Linked DNA regions of Mus musculus: region 1 is linked to region 2. The links are chromatin loops, found by intact Hi-C in ENCODE. Cell type or tissue: left cerebral cortex. All regions are shown on one strand. Each heading gives the region's core, and the rest is flanking DNA. Links, peaks and the distances in the headings are about the cores only. Region 1 has its middle 19 kb from the start of Ntsr2. Region 2 overlaps Lpin1 (lipin 1).

What was found. Peaks named below come from ENCODE experiments on the same cell type or tissue, not always from the same donor. Only the 100,000 strongest peaks of a DNase experiment are listed, where the experiment ranks them.
Region 1: it touches region 2 in a loop (10-fold over the local background); 34 of 42 quality-filtered maps call a loop at or near these places.

The regions. Positions count from the first base shown.
Region 1 is chr12:16,628,954-16,640,106 of GRCm38, reverse strand. It overlaps a transcript of Lpin1 not described here. Among named protein-coding and RNA genes, the nearest start is that of Ntsr2, 19 kb to the left of the region's middle. In left cerebral cortex, for the core only: a CTCF peak has its summit at 5,489 (motif pointing right); DNase peaks (open chromatin) are centred at 4,126 and 5,504.
Region 2 is chr12:16,562,611-16,573,763 of GRCm38, reverse strand. It overlaps Lpin1 (lipin 1), which reads left to right. Exons shown (of 21, transcript NM_015763.4): 5 at 1-104; 6 at 2,502-2,600; 7 at 5,245-5,374; 8 at 8,067-8,373; 9 at 9,145-9,238; 10 at 9,952-10,142. Among named protein-coding and RNA genes, the nearest start is that of Lpin1, 22 kb to the left of the region's middle. In left cerebral cortex, for the core only: CTCF peaks have their summits at 2,862 (motif pointing right) and 5,068 (motif pointing left); DNase peaks (open chromatin) are centred at 3,863, 4,330, 4,624 and 5,062; H3K27ac peaks cover 194 bases.

The DNA.
Region 1 (11,153 bases), core at 1,051-9,050, 67 kb before region 2:
CAAGGTTTCAGTACTGCACCCCCCCAGAGAAGTTAACATCCTGGAGGCATCCTCATGTCTTTCACTTTGCAGCCATGGCTGCCATTCTTTTTGGCATGGAGTAGCAGACGCCAGCCTTCCCATGAAAGCCCCCTTCACAGCCACACCAGGGGCTCTGCTTTGCTTCGCTGCCTTGTTAGACTTCTCGGGCCTCGCCTGTTTCTTATTTGTCCCCTCCCCTACCTTCTCCTCAAGGGCAGCCCTTTATAGGAGTGATCTCGGGCAGTGGTTCTCAACCTTCTTAATGCTGCAACCCTTTAATACAGTTCTTCACGCGGTGGTGGCCCCTAGCCGTAACGTTATTTTCATTGCTATTTTATACCTGTAATTTTGGTACTGTTGTACACTGTAACATAACTATCTGTGTTTTCTGATGGTCCAGGCCACCCAGGTGAAAGGGTTGTTTGATTCCCAAAGGGGTCTCACCCTCAGCTTAGAGCCATTGATGATCTAGGTGATTCTGAATAAGGCTCTGGTGGTCTGGCTCAGAACTAGCCTCTAGAGGGCGGTGTCACAAGATTCTCAGGCCGGGTCTTGCTGAGGGAACTCATTTATTCTTCAGTAAGGAATGGCCATCTTTAACAAATGAAACATGAATCAATACCTAAAACAACTTCAGCTAACAATAAGAGTTTTATTGAACTTCTTAAATGAATTCTCTTCATCTAAGAATGAAGTGGTTTAAACTGGTTCAAAATGAAAAGGGTGGGGGAGGGGAGACTTGGCTCGTCTGTTCTTTTACCGGATTTGACCTCAGCAGAAACCAAGTTTATTAATAGCCATCTGATAGACACTTTGCAGTGGCTGGTGAAGCGAGCCGAGCTCGAGTGTCTAGCTTTTACACAGTTAGAAATGGCCATGGCGTCAGTACATGGAGAGAGAGAACGTGCGTCAACATGAATGTAAGCCATCAATTTGGGAAACAGCATTTTGCAGACATGAGTTATTCTTGGGTTTTTGGTGATCCAGAGCGCTTTAAAGTGATGTATCTGGTTTATTATTGTGTACTGTGTAAACGTTCACGTTGGGTACTATATCTGCCATTTTCCATATTTTGCTCTATCCCTGCCTAAGAATCCAACAGTGGGGCCAGGCAAGAGGGCTTCATGCATAAAGGCACTTGCTGCCAAACTTGATTATCTGCATTTATTTCTCTAGGCTCACGTGGTGGAAGGGGAGACCTGACTCCTGAAAGTGTCCTCTGACCTCAGCCCCTAATGTGCACCATGTAATAGTAAATAAAAATGTAAAACACACACACAGACACACACAGACAGACAGACACACACACACAGACACACAGAGAGACACACACATACAGACACACACACACAGACACACACACAGACACACACACACACAGACACACACACATACACACAGACACATGCACACACACACTCACACAGACACACATAGACAGACAGACACACACACACAGACACACACACAGACACACACACAAACACACACACAGACACACACACATACACACAGACACATGCACACACACACTCACACAGACACACAGACACATACACATACACACACACACACACACACACACACAGACACAGAGAGAGAGAGAGAGACCCTACAATGACAATTAGTCACACACAGATGACCTGAGAGAGTTTTATTAGTATTTCATTTGTGTGTGTGTGCGCATGCACGCACCCCTCTGTCTGTCTGTCTCTCTCTCAGCTGTCTCATCTGGCAGCCATGCTGTTTCCATGGAGGGTCACCTATTTCCAAAGACTCTGCTCTCTCTACTAGAGATGCTGCCTTCCTGTTTCTCTCTGCACGTGAAGCATGGGACCTGACTTTCATGTGTGCTAATTCTCCAGCCTGAGTTAGAGATCTAATGTCTCTGAAGTGATGGTCATTTTCTGCTGACCCTAGCAGGAGCCTTCTTAGGGGGTGATAGCAGATGGGGTGTGCACATGAAGAGCCGCAGGAGAGTGACTTTTCGGGGATCCCATTTCTGGAAATTCCCACAGGAAGGAAGACTTGAAATAGGACATTAGTCTTGAGTGCTGACTATGGGTGTGGCCTGCTTGGTCATCATGCTTTATAGGCAGAGCTGGGCATCTTCTGCTCATGTCAGCCCTGGACAGTCAGGACTGCTCACAGAGCAGCCAGATGATGTAGAATCTGAGTGTATAGAACAGGCAGCCCTGTTTTCTTACAGCTCTGGTGATGACGCCTGGCCAGGGCTGGAAAGGATTATTCTAATTACACCGAGTTCTTGTGAGAAATGAAGTCTGACTTTCTGTAGTGTCAGAATTACACTCTGTGTTTTGACTTGCTGGTGCTTCCGAGAACCAGTGGTGTGTGTGTGTGTGTGTGTGTGTGTGTGTGTGTGTGTGTGAGAGAGAGAGAGAGAGAGAGAGAGAGAGAGAGAGAGAGAGAGAGAGAGAGACAGAGACAGAGAGATAGAGAGAGAGAGAGAGACAGAGACAGACAGAGACAGACAGAGACAGACAGAGACAGACAGAGAGACAGAGACAGACAGAGGCACACACAGACAGAGGCACACACAGAGGAAAAGGGAGGGAGCGCGGTAAGTTGGCTATTGGGGGCTAGTGGGATGGCTCAGTAGATAAAGCCCCTTGCCACCAGTCTAACAATCTCAGCTCAGTCTGAGCAGGCTCCGGCAAGTCATACTCTGCTCTTTTCATGTGCACTGTGGCATGTGCACATGTATAATAAGTAAGTAGAAAACTGACATAAAATATTTTAAAATTTTATTTCATGTGTACGGGTGTTCCACCTGCATGTTTGTCTATGTACCATACGAACGCCGGTGGAGGTGCCTGAAGAGGACACCGAATCTTCTGAAACTGGAGTCACAGAAAAGTACCAGTCACTGTCTGCAGGCCTGTGGCTTGCTCAACCACATCCAACTCTTTACATTCTTTTCAAAAACTATGTATCTATTTGTGTGTGTGTGTGTGTGTATGTGTGTGTGTATGTGTGTGTGTGTGTATGTGTGTGTGTGTGTGTGTGTGTGTGTATGTGTGTGTGTGTGTATGTGTGTGTGTGTGTATGTGTGTGTGTGTGTATGTGTGTGTGTGTATGTGTGTGTGTGTGTATGTGTGTGTGTGTATGTGTGTGTGTGTGTATGTGTGTGTGTGTGTATGTGTGTGTGTGTATGTGTGTGTGTGTGTGTGTGTGTGTGTGTGTGTGTGTGTGTGTGTGTAGGGGAAGGGGCATCATGTGTCATGGTACACACTTGGAAGTCAGGGATTGAGCTTGGGTTGTCAGAATTGGCAGCAAGCACCTTTCCCCACGAAGCCATCTTGCTAACCCTCTCTTTACATCTCTGATCTGATTTCGGCTGGCTTCTGCAAACACCCTCTTTGTAAGCCTGTGTCTTTTCTCTATGACGTAATTTTTCTTCCACCTATTTACATACCAGGGGGTTAAGATGATTTGAAGAACCAATTCATGATGTCATCTTGGCCATAAGCTACAAACATGCTTTCTGTCCTAGCTCAACATTGCTAAAATGTTTAAGAGAGGGTAAGACTAGAGCCACCAGTGTACCATTTGAAGCCTCCATCTGAACCATCCTCCCTTTCCTGGATAGAGTGGTTTATCTAGCTCAGTACATGAGCCCCCACCACCCACAAGCCCTCTCATCTGCCCTGTTGGGCCTCATGGAAGATTTTTATCAAATGCCTTACTGGAGCCTTTTTGACCACGTGTGTAGAAAGCACGTGTGTCCTTGGGTGCCTGTGCCTGCTCTTCTCCACCTGACACCCCAAGTTCTCCGTGGGAAAGGAAAACTTGCTTCAGCACAGCTCTTCCCAATGATGCCTTCTTACAGGAGTTAATGTCCCTCGTTTTCCAGTGCTAAGAACGACTCACTGGAAGGCATTTGGGATACAATCCACTCCCTGACGCCTGGGTTTCCTAGAAGAATACTGAAGTGTTCAAAGCAAAGAGGTGTGTCCTGCTGCTTACCTGGGCCAGTCAGAGCTTTGACCTTCTGTGAAAGTGCCACTCCAGAGGCTGGTGTTTTTCCCTCCGCTTTGCTTTGGCTCTGGTGCATCCTTGCTGTGTGATGTCGGTGAGTCACTCTGCTCGCAAGCAGCCTTATTTGAAAGTCCAGCTGCTGTGGGACTTGCAAAGCAATGAGTGATTCCCAAATAGCAGAGTCACTGGCAGCTCTGACAAGTCCCTGCATTACTGTAGGTCATCTGGGTCTAAGTCGGGTGTTGCCAGGTTCTTGGCTTCTCACCTAAAGAACTGAAAATATGGGGTCACAGATTTGTAAAAGGAACAATATAATTTCATTTGAGAAATGATAGTGCCGATTGTAGAGGGACCCACTACCAAGATTGACAGTGGGCCATGAGTCTGGAGGAAGGGGGGCAATTTACTCAGGAGAGTTGTGGATGGATCCTTGTGTTGAGTGGTCACATATTCATTTTCCCACTGTGCATGTCTCTTCCCATAATGCATTTAGTTTTAATCATATGCACACCCAATTATACATATGCATACGATGGCACAAGGTGGACATAGTTTTGCTTTACTGCACATGCATCCTAAACCAGTTCACACCAGATTGGCCTTTCTGTTCTTCATACCTGGACAATATGGGAACGGGAACATACTTGGATAGCAACTATCTAAATTTGATTGTTACTAGGGGCAGAGAAGTATACTATTGTTTCCTAGTGTAGGTGGAGAGAACCAGGTGGTTGCTGGGTGTGTTATTTGGAGAGGAGTACGTGTGCATAGTCTGTAAACCCAGGAGAAGAAACTAAGTTGCCAAGCGCATTATTGTAAGGTGTGTGTGTGTGCGTGCACACACGCATGCCTGTGTGTATCACAAACCAAATAGTTTCAGGCTTAATGATCTCCTAGGCTTTGCCTGGTTCCCGTCGGCTCATCTGCTTGCTATTGGTAGCTGATAAGCAGGGATTGGGAGTGTACAATGCTATCGAAACCTTTAGCTGATTCTGGTGAAAAAAACAGGATTAGTCTTTGTACCATAAACTTTGTGAAGTGTTCAGCAGTGATTGGAGCTTCCTGTAAGTGTCTTACGAATGCTTCCTCCCCAACTCCCAGAGCTCATGCCTCCTTCCAAACTTTCCTCCAAGGGACATGAGACTAGGGTTGCTGGAATTGGATCACAGAGTACTGCAGGACAGGCTTTGTTCAGGCTCCTTTCTATAGATGTCTTCCTTTGAAAATCGTCATCAGAAAGTGAGACACTGCAGCCTCAGGTACCTTTTGTTAAATTCCAAGCCACAGAGACAAACGGGATTCTGAGATCCCCCTGAGATACTGAGAATTCGATGCAGTCTGAGAGTAGCTGAAGTCAGGAAGATATGTTGTCTGAGGACAGGAATCAGCTTTCCCCATACACATAATCATAGAGACTTTGTCTGGACTGGGTCAGAGTGGATCTTCCAGGTGGTGGGGATGGATGCTTTGTGCACAGTAGGTGGCGCTGGAGAGTCGGAGAACTAGATAAAAGCCTCACAGAGGGGTCCCAAAGGCATTAGAAGTCAGTAAACTCAGCATTTGGGAGGTGAAGGCTGGAGGATCAGGAGTTCAAAGTTACCCTGGGCTACATATCTAGTTTGAGATCAGCCTAGTCTACACAAGACCCTGTTTAAGTGGAAAGAGTCCGGTAAGAGTGTCCAAAATGTGGGCTTGTCCTTTTCCCACTGAGTCAACGAGTCAGTTTGGCACAGCATTTTGGAGCTCTTGAAATAAGAATTGATTTTTGTAGGTTGTGGAGAACGGTTTCTCTGAGCAGATAAGGAAGTCGAGGGGAGGTTAAGCAATGTGTTCAGATGGTCCTCAACTATCACGTGATCTACCCCGTGACCAGTACAGGGTTTGCAGAGCCCTCCAACTCGGTGTCAATGCCATCTCTGGGAACTCCCCCTTCCCTTGGCTCTTGAGAGCTGAGCTCAGCCTCTGCGAGCCCTCTCCCCGCGGGCATCTCTGTTTCCTCAGATATTCTGTAACATATGGCACAGCGGCTCTGGGACTCTGGTCTGGCTTCATTCGACAGTGTGTGTGTGTGGTGTGTGTGTGGTGTGTGTGTGGTGTGTGTGTGGTGTGTGTGTGGGGGGGGGCACGGGGACAGGGCACAGTGTGCATGCAATGCGAAGGAGACAGGGCCATGGTTCTTGGAGTACCTCATCAGCCACTGAGGATAGGACTGAATATATAATATGCATGTATAGCTTTTGAAATTTTGTTTTTAAAATATATATACACTCTTTTCATATGTACCCACTATAAGGAGAAAACAGTCAATTATTTTCTCAGTAGATTTCAGTGACAGTCTATATGAGCTATTATAGGACATTGTTATTTTATTAATTACCATGATTATCATTATTGTGGCGCTGGAGTGTAAGCCTATGGCCTCACACATGCCTGGCAAGCATCCTACCACTAAGATATACCCCAAAACCCAAATCAGGATCTTAGCCCCATGGTCCAAGGCAATCACCAGGCTGTGCTTTGCCCACTTCGGTCACCCAGTTATGTTTACTGAGAGCAGTTAGGTGCCTGCTCCTCTGCTGGAGATTTGTGAGCAATTCTGGCCCACACAGCCTAAACCCAGACTAAAGTCTAGCCTTCCTGGACCTCCCATCCTGGACAGTCTTATAAACAAACAGTGAAAGCAAAACATTGTGTGCTGTGCTATATGAGAGGGAAAACAGAGCAGAGTGTAGGGCCCGGACTCTGAGTCGGGAGGGAGGACGGCAGCAACACGGGGCTCACTGGGAAGACGCCATTGGAGCAAAGACTTGAAGGGGACCAGAGGAACTGACACTGAGTTTGGGGATAAGTGCTCCAGATAGGTGATTTGCTAGGACCCAGGAAGGATGGACAGGAGACCGTTTGTATTTTATATTACATGGGGACATTTATACCGTGTATTGCAGAAAGGGATGTCCCACACATACAGGCCACTGATAGCTTAGCAGGCATGAACTGCTAATGGCTTCTTCTGAGCTGACTGTTCAGCCCAGGTGACCGTGAAAGAGCACAAGGCTGACATCAGGGAACACTAACTAGGTTGAACATCTAAAATTTTCTTATATTTATTTTGGGTGTGGGTGGTACATACAATGCTTGTGTGTGCCTTGGCATGTGTGTGTTTGTGTGTGTATACCTTGGCATGTGTGTGTGCATGTGCTTGTGTGTGCCTTGGCATGTGTGTGTTTGTGTGTATATATCTTGGCATGTGTGTGTGCATGTGCTTGTGTGTGCCTTAGCATGTGTGTGTTTGTGTGTGTATACCTTGGCATGTATGTGTGCATGTGCTAGTGTGTGCCTTGGCATGTGTGTGTTTGTGTGTGTATACCTTGGCATGTGTGTGTGCATGTGCTTGTGTGTGCCTTAGCATGTGTGTGTTTGTGTGTGTATACCTTGGCATGTATGTGTGCATGTGCTAGTGTGTGCCTTGGCATGTGTGTGTTTGTGTGTGTATACTTTGGCATGTGTGTGTGCATGTGCTTGTGTGTGTCTTGGCATGTGTGTGTTTGTGTGTGTATACCTTGGCATGTGTGTGTGCATGTGCTTGTGTGTGCCTTGGCATGTGTGTGTTTGTGTGTGTATACCTTGGCATGTATGTGTGCATGTGCTTGTGTGTGCCTTGGCATGTGTGTGTTTGTGTGTGTATACCTTGGCATGTATGTGTGCATGTGCTTGTGTGTGCCTTGGCATGTGTGTGTTTGTGTGTGTATATCTTGGCATGTATGTGTGCATGTGCTTGTGTGTGCCTTGGCATGTGTGTGTTTGTGTGTGTATACCTTGGCATGTATGTGTGCATGTGCTTGTGTGTGCCTTGGCCTGTGTGTGTGTATGTGGGGGGGGGGTGGTCAGAGGACAACTTGGGAGAGTTGGTTTCTTCTTCCACCACGTGGGTTGTAGGGATTGATGTTAGACCGTTGGGAGCCTGTACCTGATTGGCCAACTCACTTGACCCACATTCAACATTTTAAACTGTGCCAGAGTCCAGATCTCCAGATGATGAGGGAGAAGTGTAGGAAATGAGGGAGACATAGCTATCCTGAACTTCAGGGAGAAGCTGACCAGCTGACTGGAGAGGCTACGACTGAACTCTGGGATGACTGTCTTTCTACCTCTCCTACAATGCCTGCTGTCTGGAGAGGAGGTGGAAGGCAGAATGGACTAGCCAGCTCTCTAGATAAAACATGACTTTGTTATTTCTCTCTCATTGTTCCGCTCACATAATCACCACCTCAAAGTCCCAGGAGCATTTTGGCACTGGTATGGGTAGGTGCTCCTTTGAGGCTGCCTTTTGCCCATTTTATCCTTGGATCTTCCTTACCTTGCCTCTCTGATCTACTCTCTGACCCCACCACACACACACTTGTGGTTTCCGAACCACAAGTCTTATTTCCCCAAATGCTGATATCCCCCTGGGAGTAGATATTATCTCTATCGTACTGCTGAGGAGTTGGAGGCACACATTCTGTGGTTTGCCTTTGGGCACAGAGAGATGATGGCACCTTTTTTTTTTTTTTAAAAGCAGAGCACATTTCAATTATTACCCAGAGTCACAGTGTTCAGATTTTTTTGTTGTTGTTGGTTGTAAAGAGAACATGGTGGCTCAAGGTACTTACAAAGAACTGGCTTCGAGTTCAGAATAACCTTGCACAGAGGTGGATGCTGGGAACATGTATTGAGCAGCTCTGTCTTTGGAACAACTCCTATCCTATTGGGAATGGGAGCCGGGATGGAGAAACAGCTGGCCTTGGGAAAGGTCATTTTGATTCTGCAGGTCATGAAATGTGAGAGAAAAACAAACAAACAAACAACCCACCCTAACCAAAACAAAACAAAAATACAAAATCTCAGAGTGATGTCCTTAGGTGGTTCTGCAAGTCCTTACTAGTGCGTGAGCACCTGGAGTTTGTCCTTCCCACCTCACCCTGGCTCTTTCCTCCCATCTTACAGGGCTGGGGAACAAGCTCTACCTCATCCTACTCAAAGGAAAATGAGTTCAAGAATAGGTCTTCTGAGGACAACTATTGAGGGAAGGAAGACAGGCCTGATTTGTCATGCACCTGGGCTTTGGGTGGCTTCCCAGGCCAGGCAGGCAAGGCTGTGGCCTTGGAGTTTTGCTCTGTGCAGGACTGACTGTGCCCTTATTTTCTCCCAAGCTACAGAACCCTCTTGAAGCTAAAATCCTGCCCAGCTCCTGGCTTTTCAGAGATGTGAGAGTCTGTCTTTTCAGGTAGCTCATCCTTATATGCAGCAAGACCTAACCAGGGCTGGTGTGACGGTGTTGGGGGCTGGGGGTTGGGGCAGTCATGACGGCTGGCTGCCTTGGCAGGGACCCAGTTGACTGTGGATAGCTTCGTTCATGCTTGGTAATGTCACCAGGGCAGTCTCGGGAGGCCAGAGGCTTTCAGAGGAGGAACTGGATGTTCTAGAGGCCAAAGGGCTTTGTCTGAGTTATTTATTTAAAACTTCTCTCCTGTTCATGGTTGCAAGAACTGGCTGCCGTGCACCTACCTCTTCTAAGAAATGTAAGAACAGTCCAGGCACCTCCAGGACAGTATCTAGGTGCTCATGTTGTCAGAAACAGTGATTTCTCCACACTTGGGGCTGCTGTTTCTATTGATAAGCTTTTGCTTTTGAGTTGATGATGTAGAGTCAGATGTCACAGTTGTCAGTGGCCCAGTGCCATACAGCCGCACTGTGACCATTGACTGACTTCTTTCCTCCCACTCCAAGTGCCATGTTCTTTAGCAGCTGGCAGTTCTTCCAAAGAGGAGCTCTGCTCTCTGCATGTGCAAACCTGCTCAGCTGGAACCCATTGTGCTGTGAGCAAGGTCAAGGCTTTGCGTTTTGTAAGCAGAAGGCTTACTATGACAGTGAAGGTACCCAAGGTAGATGCCAGATGTGATATCAGCCCCTCTCCCAGACACTTCCCACTGTGAGGCCAAGTCCACAGACGCTGGATTTGCATGCAAAATGTTGTGTTATTACAGTAGCAAGGATCCGGAATCAACCCAGACGCCCATCACCAACAAATAGATAATGGTATTTATACATATACACAATGTTTGTTTGTTTGTTTGTTTATGTTTGTTTATGTTTGTTTATGTTTGTTTTTGAGACAGGGTGTCACTACATAGCTTTGGCTGTCCTGGAACTCATGCTGTAGACGAGGCTGACCTTGAACTCACAAAGACCTGCCTGCCTCTGCCTCCCGAGTGCTGAGATTAAAATGAAAGAGTGCAAAATATATCTGGCTCACAATGAAATTTTTGTCACCCATAAAAAAAAGAAATTATGGAATTTACAGAAAGAAAGATGGATGGAACTGTGAAAATGTATGAAGCAAGGACAGCCAGGCACACACACACACACACACACACACACACACACACACACACACACACACACATGCACAAACAAAACAAAATCAAACAAACACAACACCCTCTCTCTCACACACATGTATCCTGGCTTCTAGTTTTTACTCTGTATATGTATGTGAAGAGTCTGGGTGGCGGTCAGGAAACTAGAGGAGAAAGGAGGTTTTAAGGGAGGTGGGTATGAGGGTGATGGAACACATGTAATATGCAATTGGGAAAAAGAGGAATACCAGGGCAGATGGGCACAGCCAGGATCAAGTCAGGGAGATGAGAGGGGTGGGGGGACAAGAACTAAGTATGTATAAAAATATGGCAGGGAAACCTGTTACTTTGAATGCAAATTTAAAATAAAGCTTAAAACTTAAGAAGATTGAAAATTTGTATCTCTCTGCAGTCCCGAGTCACATGCAGACACTTTGGGGAACTATTTCTTGCCAAGAAAAAAAAAATCCTTGTTTTGAAAGAAATACCTTACAGGTCAATTTCAGCTCCATGGGCACAAACGAACAAGGTTAAATTAATGGGGTTGGGAGTCTGAACAGGTTAGAGGGTGCGCCAGAGAACCGGACAGCTTCTGGGACGGGCAGAAGCACAGAGCCGCTGAGGCAGCAGCCTGGGCGGGCCACAGACAACCGGCCACCATCCGGACCAGAGGACAGGTGTCCGCCTGGCTTGGGAGGCGGCCTCAGCCTCAGCAGCAGTGGTCGCCATCTGGGT
Region 2 (11,153 bases), core at 1,799-9,798:
CCATTCCAAGATGATATTCCTAAGGAAAACTTCCCCTCGATTTCAACGTACCCCCAGTCAGCATCGTATCCCAGTTCGGACAGAGAATGGTCCCCCAGCCCCAGGTAAGTTGCTATGTGTGTCAGAGGGTTTTGAAGTCAGCTATAGAAAATATGTCTAAAAGAAATAGTGAAATAGAAATTAAAACTGAAAATAATTAGGATCAGAAAATCTTGAATGTGTGTGATGAGGGGTGTAAATTAGGAGTGAAGGTAGAAGGCAAATGAATCTCAGACCTGCGCTGAATTGAGATTCCATCTGCAGGCATCTTGCGAGGTTCTGTGGGTCAGAGGCCCAGCAGGAGGGAAAATACCTGCTGAGTTACCTAGTGCCCATTGGCAGCAGGAGAGGACAGCATGGCCAACCTGGCTTTGGTCCTTAGCCTTGAAGTGACGTTTAGATGCAGGGACATTGCTGCTGTGGGGCTCTGACATCACCGAGGACTGGCAAAGGGATGCTGCCCTCCGTTTAATCCACACTGCTGGATTCAGGCGCTCCTGCTTCCCTGGAATGCCTTTCCCCTTGTCCCGGAGCTCCATGTGAACCTGAGAACGGAACTGCAGCTCCTCTGGGCACAAGTGACCTTCCCGAAGTTCTGCCAAGAACCTAGGGAGGGCAAAGACCCTGTTTTCTTGTGGGACAGGCTCACCCCTGCTAGGGAGAAAACTGGTTGCTTCTTGGGTGGCAGACAGATCCTGGGCATGATAATGGTTTGTGGCCTCTAAAGGACCATAGTTTTAAGTGTCATGGTGGGTGGAGGATAGGTTGTTAACTTGCCAAGCTGTTTGGGGATGTGGATATAGTCAAGCCAGCTAAGCAACATGGTGGCTATGGTGTCCTTGGGCTAGCCTACCGGATGCTGTATGTTTACTTGTAGTTTAGAATGGAAGTGAGTGTACCCTGGGACTGTGGCATGCGCTGCCATCCTTGTCAGACACCTGTCTTGGTTCCAGTTTGCTCAGGGTCATCTTGAGAATAAGGCAGCCGCAAGTCATAAGCTAGGGCTGAGCTATCATGCTTGATCCTAGCTGGGACTGACTGGAAATGCTCATCTACCAGAGGATAGGGTCTACTTGCTTAGAGATCAGACCTTCCATTAGGTACCAAATACTTAGCCATATATATGTATATGTGTGTGTGTGTGTGTATATGTGTGTGTGTGTGTGTATGTGTGTATATATATATATATATAATGCTTATGTTTATGTATATATGTGTATATAAGTACATATATGTATATAAGTATATATTTATAAGCATATAAGTATATGTAAGTATATATATATGCATGTGTGAATGTATGTATATATATAAATATGTATATGTATGTAGTTTTATATTAGACATGTTGTTTTAATTTCTTTTCCTATTGTTGTAATAAAATGCCCTGACAAAAGCAACATGCATGCACACATGCACACAAACACAAGTACAAAAAAACCTTTGCAAAAAAATCAAATTAACTTAAAAGATTTTATTCGACCCACATTTCACAGAGTAATCCATTTAAAAACATTAATGAGATATTTTAAATATTGTTTTCATAATAAACCTTTTAGGTCAGTGATCCATTCTTTGGACCCAGCAGACAACTATCTACACCTCTCTAAGATGCCTGGAACCTCATGTGTTCTTGTCCTGGTTCAGGGAGATGATCCCAAAGAAGAGAAGACATACTGACTTAGGAAGAAAACAGAGCACCGTCTTTAGACGCTGTTAATTGATTGATGAAACCTATTCTTCATTAATCTGAAGAATGTAAAAGGAATGTTTAGGACAGCCCAGGGAGGGACTCACTGTCTCTCTTGTTCTCCTTGTGAGTCCAGGATACTGATGGCATCAGATTATGTGACTGTTGTCACATGGATTGAACATAAGGATACATAGATTCTTACGTCGTCCACACTTGGAATAATGTGTTTTATAGGAAACGAGAGAGAGAGAGAGAGAGAGAGAGAGAGCGCCCATGTCTGAGTCTGTAGATCATGGAGTTTGATTCTATGCTGAGGTTCAACCAGACATGTGTGGTCTTGCCTTGGCTGAAGGCACAAGGATCAAATGGGAAATGGGTCTTGGCAGCTTCCTATCTTTGCATCCCAGGAAGTTCATGCTGATGGTGTAGGGAGGTAGCTCAGGTTAGTGGGTGCTTGCTTAGCACGCATGATGCCCTGGATTCATTCCCTGTCAGGGTGGAAAACCGGGCAGTTCAAGGTCGTCCTCAGCTACAAAGCTGGTTTGAGGCAGCCTGGGTAGCAGGAGACGAGCGCAAGAGAAAGGTCACGTTGATTTCCTACGGATTTCAAGGTAGCTGGCCTTTTGCTGGTGCTGGGTGACAGCCAAACGTTTCCATTTCTTAGAGTCGTTGTGCTGAGAGCCACAAGCAGTGGTAGAACATTTCGTTTAACTGACTGTGACATTTTCCCCCCCTTTCTTTTTGCTGTGTGTCCGTCCGGTGCCTCCAGCAGCCTGGTAGATTGCCAGAGGACTCCCCCTCACCTGGCCGAGGGAGTTCTCTCTAGCTCTTGTCCTCTGCAGTCTTGCCACTTCCATGCTTCGGAAAGGTAGACCTGTTTTTACAGAAGCTGTGATCTAATTCTAACTCCAATCACTTGCAATGAAAATTAACTCGCAGGATATAAAACAAATTTTGATCTAACACTTAAAATCAGTTGTGCTCACTAACCAACTTACTTATGAAAAAATACTTCCTTTCGTTTTAAGTTGTAAGTAGGCGATTAGACATGTTTATTTTAAAGATGTATTTACTTTGATATGCTTGAATGTGTGCCTGCATCATGTATGTCTGTGTACCACATGCATGCAGTGCCTGAGGAGGCCAGAAGAGGGCGGTGGGTCCCCCCAGAACTGAAGTTGGGAAGGATGGAGAGCTACCTTGTGGGTGCACTGGGAATTTAACCTAGAACCTCTGGAAGAGGAGCATGAGGTTTTTTTGTTTGTTTGTTTGTTTTTCCCGAGACAGGGTTTCTCTGTATAGCCCTGGCTGTCCTGGAACTCACTTTGTAGACCAGGCTGGCCTCGAACTCAGAAATCCGCCTGCCTCTGCCTCCGGAGAGGGCTGGGATCAAAGGCGTGCACCACCACGCCTGGTGAGCATGCATTCTTAAGCAATGAGCCCTGATTAGGCTTGCTTAGAATTCCTCAGATGGTCTGTCCTAGGTGCTGCTTGACTCTGTGAGTGGCCTTGAAAATCCGGACAAGGAGCTGGAGACTGAGAGACCATGTTTTCTGTGGTGGGGCAATTGACAGACAAGTCTCTGAGCTAATTTTAGAGCACCACTTTAGAATAGCCACTTACTATAAATATTTAAACAGCCTATTAGGCTTTCTGTATAATGGGTTCCCACAATCTCCACGGCATTTCTAGAGCAGAATTTAGAAGAACGGCTTAGGACCAGTCTTGGGGCATGGGCTTGTGTTTTTATCAGGGCCTCCCCCACATCCCCTCGGTATTGTTAATTTTGTGGACATTTCCTCATCTACTTTTGAAACTTTATAATCAAAGTAAGCACTGATTAATTTCTGTCTGGGGATCATAACTGTTACAATTTTATTTGACTTAAAATTTAAAAATTGATTTTACATTTAATTATAAGTACTGACTCCCCCTCTTCAAAGCACATATGTGCGCATTCATGTAGGTGGCTGTGTGCTTGTGTAAGTGACGTCTACAAGTGGACACTGGGTTCCCTAGAGTGGGAGTTAGAGGCAGCTGTGAGCAGCCTGTATGGGTACCGGGAATTCCAGTCCTCTGTAAGAACTGTTAACTCTCCTTAGTGTTCCACCTTCCCAGCTACCTCTCCAGTTCCCGTGTGGTGTGTATGGTGTAGGGTTCTATTGTAGAAGCTCTTTTTGTGTGTGTGTCTTGTCTGTATGGTGTAGGGTTCTATCGTAGAAGCTCTCACAATATGATTTACCAGGAGCCTCCTCCCCAGTCAGGCTAGACCATGAGGGTTGCCCTATGGTAGTGTGCTTTCATTGGGAAGATCAGTGGTCAGCGGGTGCCAAGGGAAGGGGGAAGCCCTTTGTGCCTCACTGTAAAACGAGGGTCAAAGAGCCTGAGGTCTGGCTTTATGGAAGCACCATACAAGGCCAGGCTAGCTATGTAGAAAATCTCTCAAATAGATACAAGTTCACTTGGCCACGGAGTTGTGTGCACTACGGGGCTCTTCTTTAACCAACAGGAAGTGCCATCTTGAGTTGGCAATGGGACTCAGATAAGTGAGATTTGGCACAGCCAGGGGAACGGATAGGGGCTGTAGAGAAGCCATTTCCTGCTTTGTGTGAAAGGGCTGCTATGTTCCTCTTGAGGGAAGTGGTGTGGGAGAATAAAAAGAAAGAGAACTATGACATTTCTTCCGGCCTTGTAGCTTGGTGTCTGTGAGAATCGTGGGTCTGCATTGATACTTTTGGCCCGTTAATTTGGCCGAACAGACATGAGACTTGGTTCAAATGTTAGAAGTAAAAATGTGTGCCGTGGAATGGAGGCGCGTCACTGTCACTTAGGAGCAGCACAGTGAGGTGACACAGAAAGCCTTTGTTTGATAGGTTCCTGGAGACAGCTGCCTGGTGATCCAGTGTAGTGAAGTTGGCACACAGGGTGTTTTCCTTGTTCTCAAAGCCAGTGTCTAAACCTGGGATACAGTGTCAGCTGGTCAGGACCCCTTTGCACCTGCTGGAGAGCTGGTGCTTGCTAGGAAAGTGAGAGCACGGGTGAGAAGCCTGTGTGTGACAAAGGACAGCAGTTTGTACCCAAGAACCCTTCCCCACTTTTGCTCTCTTTGCCCCTCTGATTGTTTCGCCTCTTCATCTCTGTCCTCCCCTGTCCTCCTCCTCTTCTCCGTCCTCCTCCTTCTCTCCTCCTCCTTTCTTTAGTTTATTGAGAATTTCCATTTCTGATTCTATCCCCCTCACCTCTCAAGTTATAGCTCCTTTTACTGTCCTTCAGTTTGGCTACAAGGCTGGCCACCTTGTTACCTTGTTAGAGGTGGTAAACAGTGACCTCTAGTGGCCAAAGGAAGGCTTGTCAGAGGGAACGGCCCCAGGGACGTATCTTCTGGGTTACTAGAACCTTTGACTCTGAGACAAAACCAAAGGTTTTTTATTTTTTACTTTGTTGTTTTGCTGCTGTTGTTGTTGTTTTCTGATTTTCCCCCCATTCAAATCATGGTTTTGTGTTTCCTTAAGTCCTTCAGGCTCCCGGCCCTCAACACCAAAAAGTGACTCTGAGCTGGTCAGTAAGTCTGCAGACAGGTTGACGCCAAAGAATAACCTGGAAATGCTCTGGCTGTGGGGTGAATTGCCACAGGCTGCAAAGGTAAGCCTTTGAATCTCAGTGTTACGGTGCATCGAGGGTGTGTAAGTTAGCTCCATCTGTGTGGAATTACCATCCCAGCTTTGTAAAGGGATGGACTCCCGGGGTGCTGACTCAGCAAGTGTGCCTCTGGGCAGGGTGTGGCTGTGTATTTTGAACAAAAGAACCTACACTGTATATCGCAAATATAATATAAAATATATATTAAATATAAAAATGCAAAGTCAGTAAAGAAGATAACGCAGCTTGTGTACAGACCCTAGCTTCTTTGCAGCCTTACTTCCCCAAGGCCCATGGTGGTTAGAGAGGTATCATGTCGTAGGAATGGAGCGGTGCAATCTGAGCCCCTTGGAAGAAATGCTGTTATCTAGGAAGGCTAGGCTCTCCTGTAGAGAGAAGCCACTGGGGCTGAGATGGGGGTGTGTGCGGTGTAAGGACGAGAAGAAGCCAGTGGACCGCAGTGTGCGAAGCTTGCAGCTCATCAGTGGGGAATAGTTCTAACATCTAGTTGGTGAGGTCTTGATCCTAAACCTTTGTACACCCCGGAGGAGATGGAGAAAACCTCCGTGTGGTAGAGGCCAGGAGGGTCTGGGAGGCGCATTGCCTTGGGTGTGAGTTCCCCACTGCACTTGACAGCAAGGTGATCTTGGACATGGGGAAGCCTGCATATCCTTATCAGTAAAATATATGAATAGACAGATAAGCTGAAAGAGATGGTGTGTGAAGTCACTTCCTCAAGTCTTCTCTAAAAAATATTTTGTAATGATGTACATGGTGTGCATTTGCATATAAATGCAAGCGCCCAAGGGGACCAGGAGCATTGATTCCCTGGAGCTGGAGTCCCAGGTAGTGTGCTATGATTAGGTAGCTTGGGCTACCAGATGTGGGTACTGGGAACCCAACTTACGAACCATCTCTCCAGCTCAGTATTCCCTTTCTTCCTTCTTGGGTGTGCCTCGGTTTCTCATCTTCTCACCCTGTAAAGTTCACATATACAGTTGGTAATATATATATATATACATATACATATACATATACATATACATATACATACACATATACATATACATATACATATACATACATACACACACACATATATATATACACACACATATACATACATATATATTTACATATACATTTATATATATATATAAATAAATCAGGCACACTTCCAAGAACACAGGATGACAGGATTTTGTTTCAAGACACTGTGCCTCATATTTCAGCGCATTACAGACATCTTAAATGATTTCATTTCCACCTTTAAGAATAAATCATAAAGGCTGGATATGGTGGTGCATTCTTGTAATCCCTACACTTGAGGGGGAGTCAGAGATAGGCCTGGTCTTGCAAGTTCTACATAGCAAGACCCTGTCTATGATATATCTAATACGTATGTATACACACACACACACACACACACACACACACACACACACACACACACACACACACACGTTTACATATACATTAAATCTATATCACAAGGTTCTTAGAGGATATTATGGTCCCTTGAAGTTCCGTTCAGTGCATGTAATGAGTGCATGAGTGAATGCAGAGAGTGGGTCTCTTGTGGCTGGTTATGGGTGGCTTCTTTCCCCTTCCAGGCTGTATTGCGCTTCTGTGGAGAGTTCTAATCTCTGTCTGTGAGCCTCAGGACTGGTCCAGCCAGCCATCCTAACACATCCCCCTCAGCAGTTGCTGGAGAGCTAGTGTGACAGTGCAGACCTGGCTGCTTCTGGCCAAGCAGCTCTAACTGCAGATCTACCTACCGTGGCCTGGTTCTGTCTGTGAGGGGCCCAGGGATATCAGCTAGGGAGGGCCTGCCTGTGCGCATCAGTTTTCGTTTGTCTTCCTTTTTTTGTAACTGCAGATGTCTGCATGGTAAATTCCCTCTGGTGCAAACTGATCACCACCATGTCTTCTCCAGTCCCATTTTTGGGGAGAAAGTTTAGTGAAATCTGATAGGTGTGTCTAGAGAGATGCAGGTTTTAAGTAAGCAGCTCTGTATTTGCACAGTGGGTGCATATCGATGCATCCTGATCCCAGGTCCCAGAGAGACTGCGCGTGGCCAGCAGCAGGGAGAGCCTTACCCGTTCTAGCTGCTGTCCATGCTGAGTGCCCACCCTCCTGCTCTGTGGTAACAGAGATTGCTCTTGCAGGATCCCTTCCCCACACTGTCCTGCATAGATGGGATGCATTTATTCTCATTTCTGAAGGATGTCCTACCGTGAGACCCACTTCCCGTGTGGGCGGGGGCTCCTGCTCTGCAGCAGGGATGGCCCCGTGAAGGTGCACACGAGGTAGATGGATCAGAGTTGTCATAGCCAGCAACAGTGTCCCTCCTCCTTGTCTTCGATTCAGTTTTGGACCCAAGTGTCCACAGCTCCCACCGTGCCATGCCACCCCTCCCAAAGACACTTGTGTGCTCTCTGGCTGCTCAGCCTTGGCAATGCAGGTGAAAACCTGGGACCCATGTGTTTGGGGCAGCATTTGCCACGAGAAAGAGAAGCTACCAGGGCCACGATGTTCTCTCTGCAAGCTTCGGAGATCCTGCTCTTGGGTTCTCTAGGCGGGTGCCACGGACTGTTAACTGACCTCCTGTTGTTTAACTTCCTAGCTTTTCTCTTTGCCTGGGCTTTCAGCATTCCTCAAAGCCCCCTTCCCTCTTTTGTCTCTCCTTCCTTAGTCCTCTTCTCCACACAAGATGAAAGAGTCCAGCCCCTTAGGGAGCCGGAAGACTCCTGATAAAATGAATTTTCAGGCCATTCACAGCGAGTCTTCAGATACTTTTAGTGACCAGTCGCCAACAATGGCCCGGGGACTGCTCATCCACCAGAGTAAGGCCCAGACGGAAATGCAGTTTGTGAACGAGGAGGATCTCGAGTCCTTGGGGGCGGCAGCCCCACCTTCACCCGTGGCCGAAGAGCTCAAGGCCCCATATCCCAACACCGCACAGTCGTCGAGCAAGACAGATTCCCCTTCCAGGAAGAAAGGTATGAAGCCGAGCATGGGGCTCCCCACGTACTTCCAGGCTGCACACCAGAGACACTCCAGCCTCATGCAAAGTTTCAAATATATCACAGAAGACCCAGGCCCACGGCATCTGTTGTGTTTAATCTTCAACCTGTGCTTTCTCGACTCGTGAGGAGATTGAGTGCCCCTTGTCCTAGTGTGAGGCCAGACATGCTTAGCAGTGTTAGAGATCCGTGGTTCCCAACCGTGACAGGGACAGTGATGTCTGACCAGCTTACACCGGTGCCAAGTAGTGATGACACAGCCTCACCCCAGTTAGCCAGGTAGCACTGTGCAGCACTGTGGGTTGGTATGGGCCAGCCACACAGTTCCCAGCATGAAGTGGAGAGGAAGTCTGTGAACACAGTGCCCCAGGACCCATCATGCAGCCATAGGGATGCTGTGTCTTAGAGTGTCAGCAGGGAAGTGTTCAGGCAAGGTTTTGTTGTCTGCAGCTATCAATTAAGGTAATCATAGCGACAGCTTTACTGTTGAGGGACTAAAACCCGTCAGGCCCTCTGTGGATGAGTGCTGTGATGTCACTCCCTCTGGGACGTGCAGAAGGGAGTTCTGCAGTGCACTTGTTGGCATCTCGGTGTGTGGCTCATGCGGGGAGGGGCACGGGGAAAGGGAGGGGACGGGGAGGCAGCCATGGTACTGCACTTTGGGCTCGGACGCTGTTCTTGGAGATGGAGCTCCTGAGTTGGTTTCTGGGCTAACACATTTCTGATCCATTCCATGTACTCTTTCAGATAAACGGAGCCGACACCTTGGAGCTGATGGTGTTTATCTGGACGACCTCACGGACATGGACCCTGAAGTGGCAGCCCTGTATTTCCCCAAGAAGTAAAAGTTCTTTTCATTGCTCAGACTACTTTATTTTTAGACTGGATTCAAGTCTAGGGTATCCTTGAATCGTGGTGGTCCTGCTGCCTCAACTTCTTGAGGGCTTGCATTGCAGGGTTGAGCTATCATATCACTATCTGTCATAATGGATGATACCATTTTTTGTAGTCTGAGAAGGGCCAGTTTAAGACACTCTCTCTCTCTCTCTCTCTCTCTCTCTCTCTCTCTCTCTCTCTCTGTGTGTGTGTGTGTGTGTGTGTGTGTGTAGGGACATGTGGCTGCCCTGTACCCTCTCTACAGGAATGTGAGTTCAAGGCTATTCCATGAAGGAGCCTGAGTCTGGGTTGCAGTGAGCAGTGGCCCACCATCTAAGTGAGTGAGTGAGAGAGAGAGAGACAGAGAGAGACAGAGAGAGACAGAGAGAGACAGAGAGAGGGTCCCTTTGGATATAAGGAGAGCCAGTGCTCTGGTGGGTAACAGTGGCCTCTCACACACACACTTTCACTGAGGTTTGGAGTATCACAGGAGAATGTGACAGGCCCTCCTGAGCCAGCCTTTACTTTGACGTCTATTCCGATGTGTTGATGGCAAAGCTGCCCTGAGGTGGTAGGTAGCAATTGCTCCTTTTTGGTGCAGCTGTCTGGAGGGTCATTTGGTATAATAGTCAGAGTGAGGAAGGCGGGATGCTCAGGACAGCTTCTCTCTCCTTTCAGTGGGGATCCTGGTGGGCTCCCCAAACAAGCCAGTGACAACGGAGCCAGGTCAGCCAACCAGTCACCACAGTCTGTGGGAGGCTCGGGCATCGACAGTGGTGTGGAGAGCACCTCCGACAGCCTGAGGGACCTGCCATCCATCGCCATCTCCCTCTGCGGTGGCCTCAGTGACCACAGAGAGATCACCAAAGGTACTAGGCTGTATGGGACAGCACCCTCTTGTGGCCACTGGTCAGAAGATCCGGGAGCTGAGAACTCTAGGATCAGTTCTCCAGCTCCTGGGTGAGCTGGAGAGAAAGAGGAAGGTTCACCGGTCTCTGGCCCCACACGAGTCTGGTTACAGTTAGAATTTTGTCAGGGTGCAAGGGCCTTTAGGCAGCAAGAAGGCTGTTGGGGCTGTTTATTCTCAGAGATGATCGTGAGCACAAGTGGGTGTCCCCTGTGTCCAGGGCCAGCCCTGAAGAGTGTTCAAGGCAATCCTGTTGGGGGACAGCGTAGGGGTCACATCAGTAGCTCTGTAATGTTGGGAGTGTGTGTGAAATCTCAGGTCCTAGAGGAGGGAGAGGGCGGTTGAGTCAGTTTGGGGAATTCTGGAAATGTTCCCCTCCTGGGTTCCAGAGGCTGCACTACTAGTAGGGCCTTAGTGATTTACGCACACCGTCTGCCATACTGGAAAGAAAGGTCTGGGCACCCCATGATAGGCCCAAGGCATGGCCCCACTGGGCAGGGAAGGTGAAGGAAGTCAGTGTCTTCAGCCAGACCCTCAGAGGCTCTCTGGGCCTTCTGCTCCCATAGCATTCCCACCTGGAGGGCCTGCCCTGAGCTTGGGGAGGCTGGCACCTCCAAGGATGAGCGAGAATGAGCGTGGTCAGCAGCAGGCCCTACAGGGCTCGAGCTCCCGCACTTGGCATAGGTGACAGTCATTGGCCGTGCAGCTGCCAACACTGCCCAAGGCCTCACTTTGGGCAGGATGCCGAGTGCCATCCTCCCTCACTTAAAGGACCATGATGCACATGCTAAGGGCACGGTCTCTGAGGCCTGGGAGTTCAGTCACTTGTCTCAGGTTACCACAGCGAAAGTGACTCAAGCTGGCATCCCTGGTAAACATTCTCCGCTTCTACATGCCGGCTCCACTCCCATGTTTGTTGATATCTTAATACCCCCTCCCCCCAATTAAAACATCAAGCCGGGCTCCCTCTTTC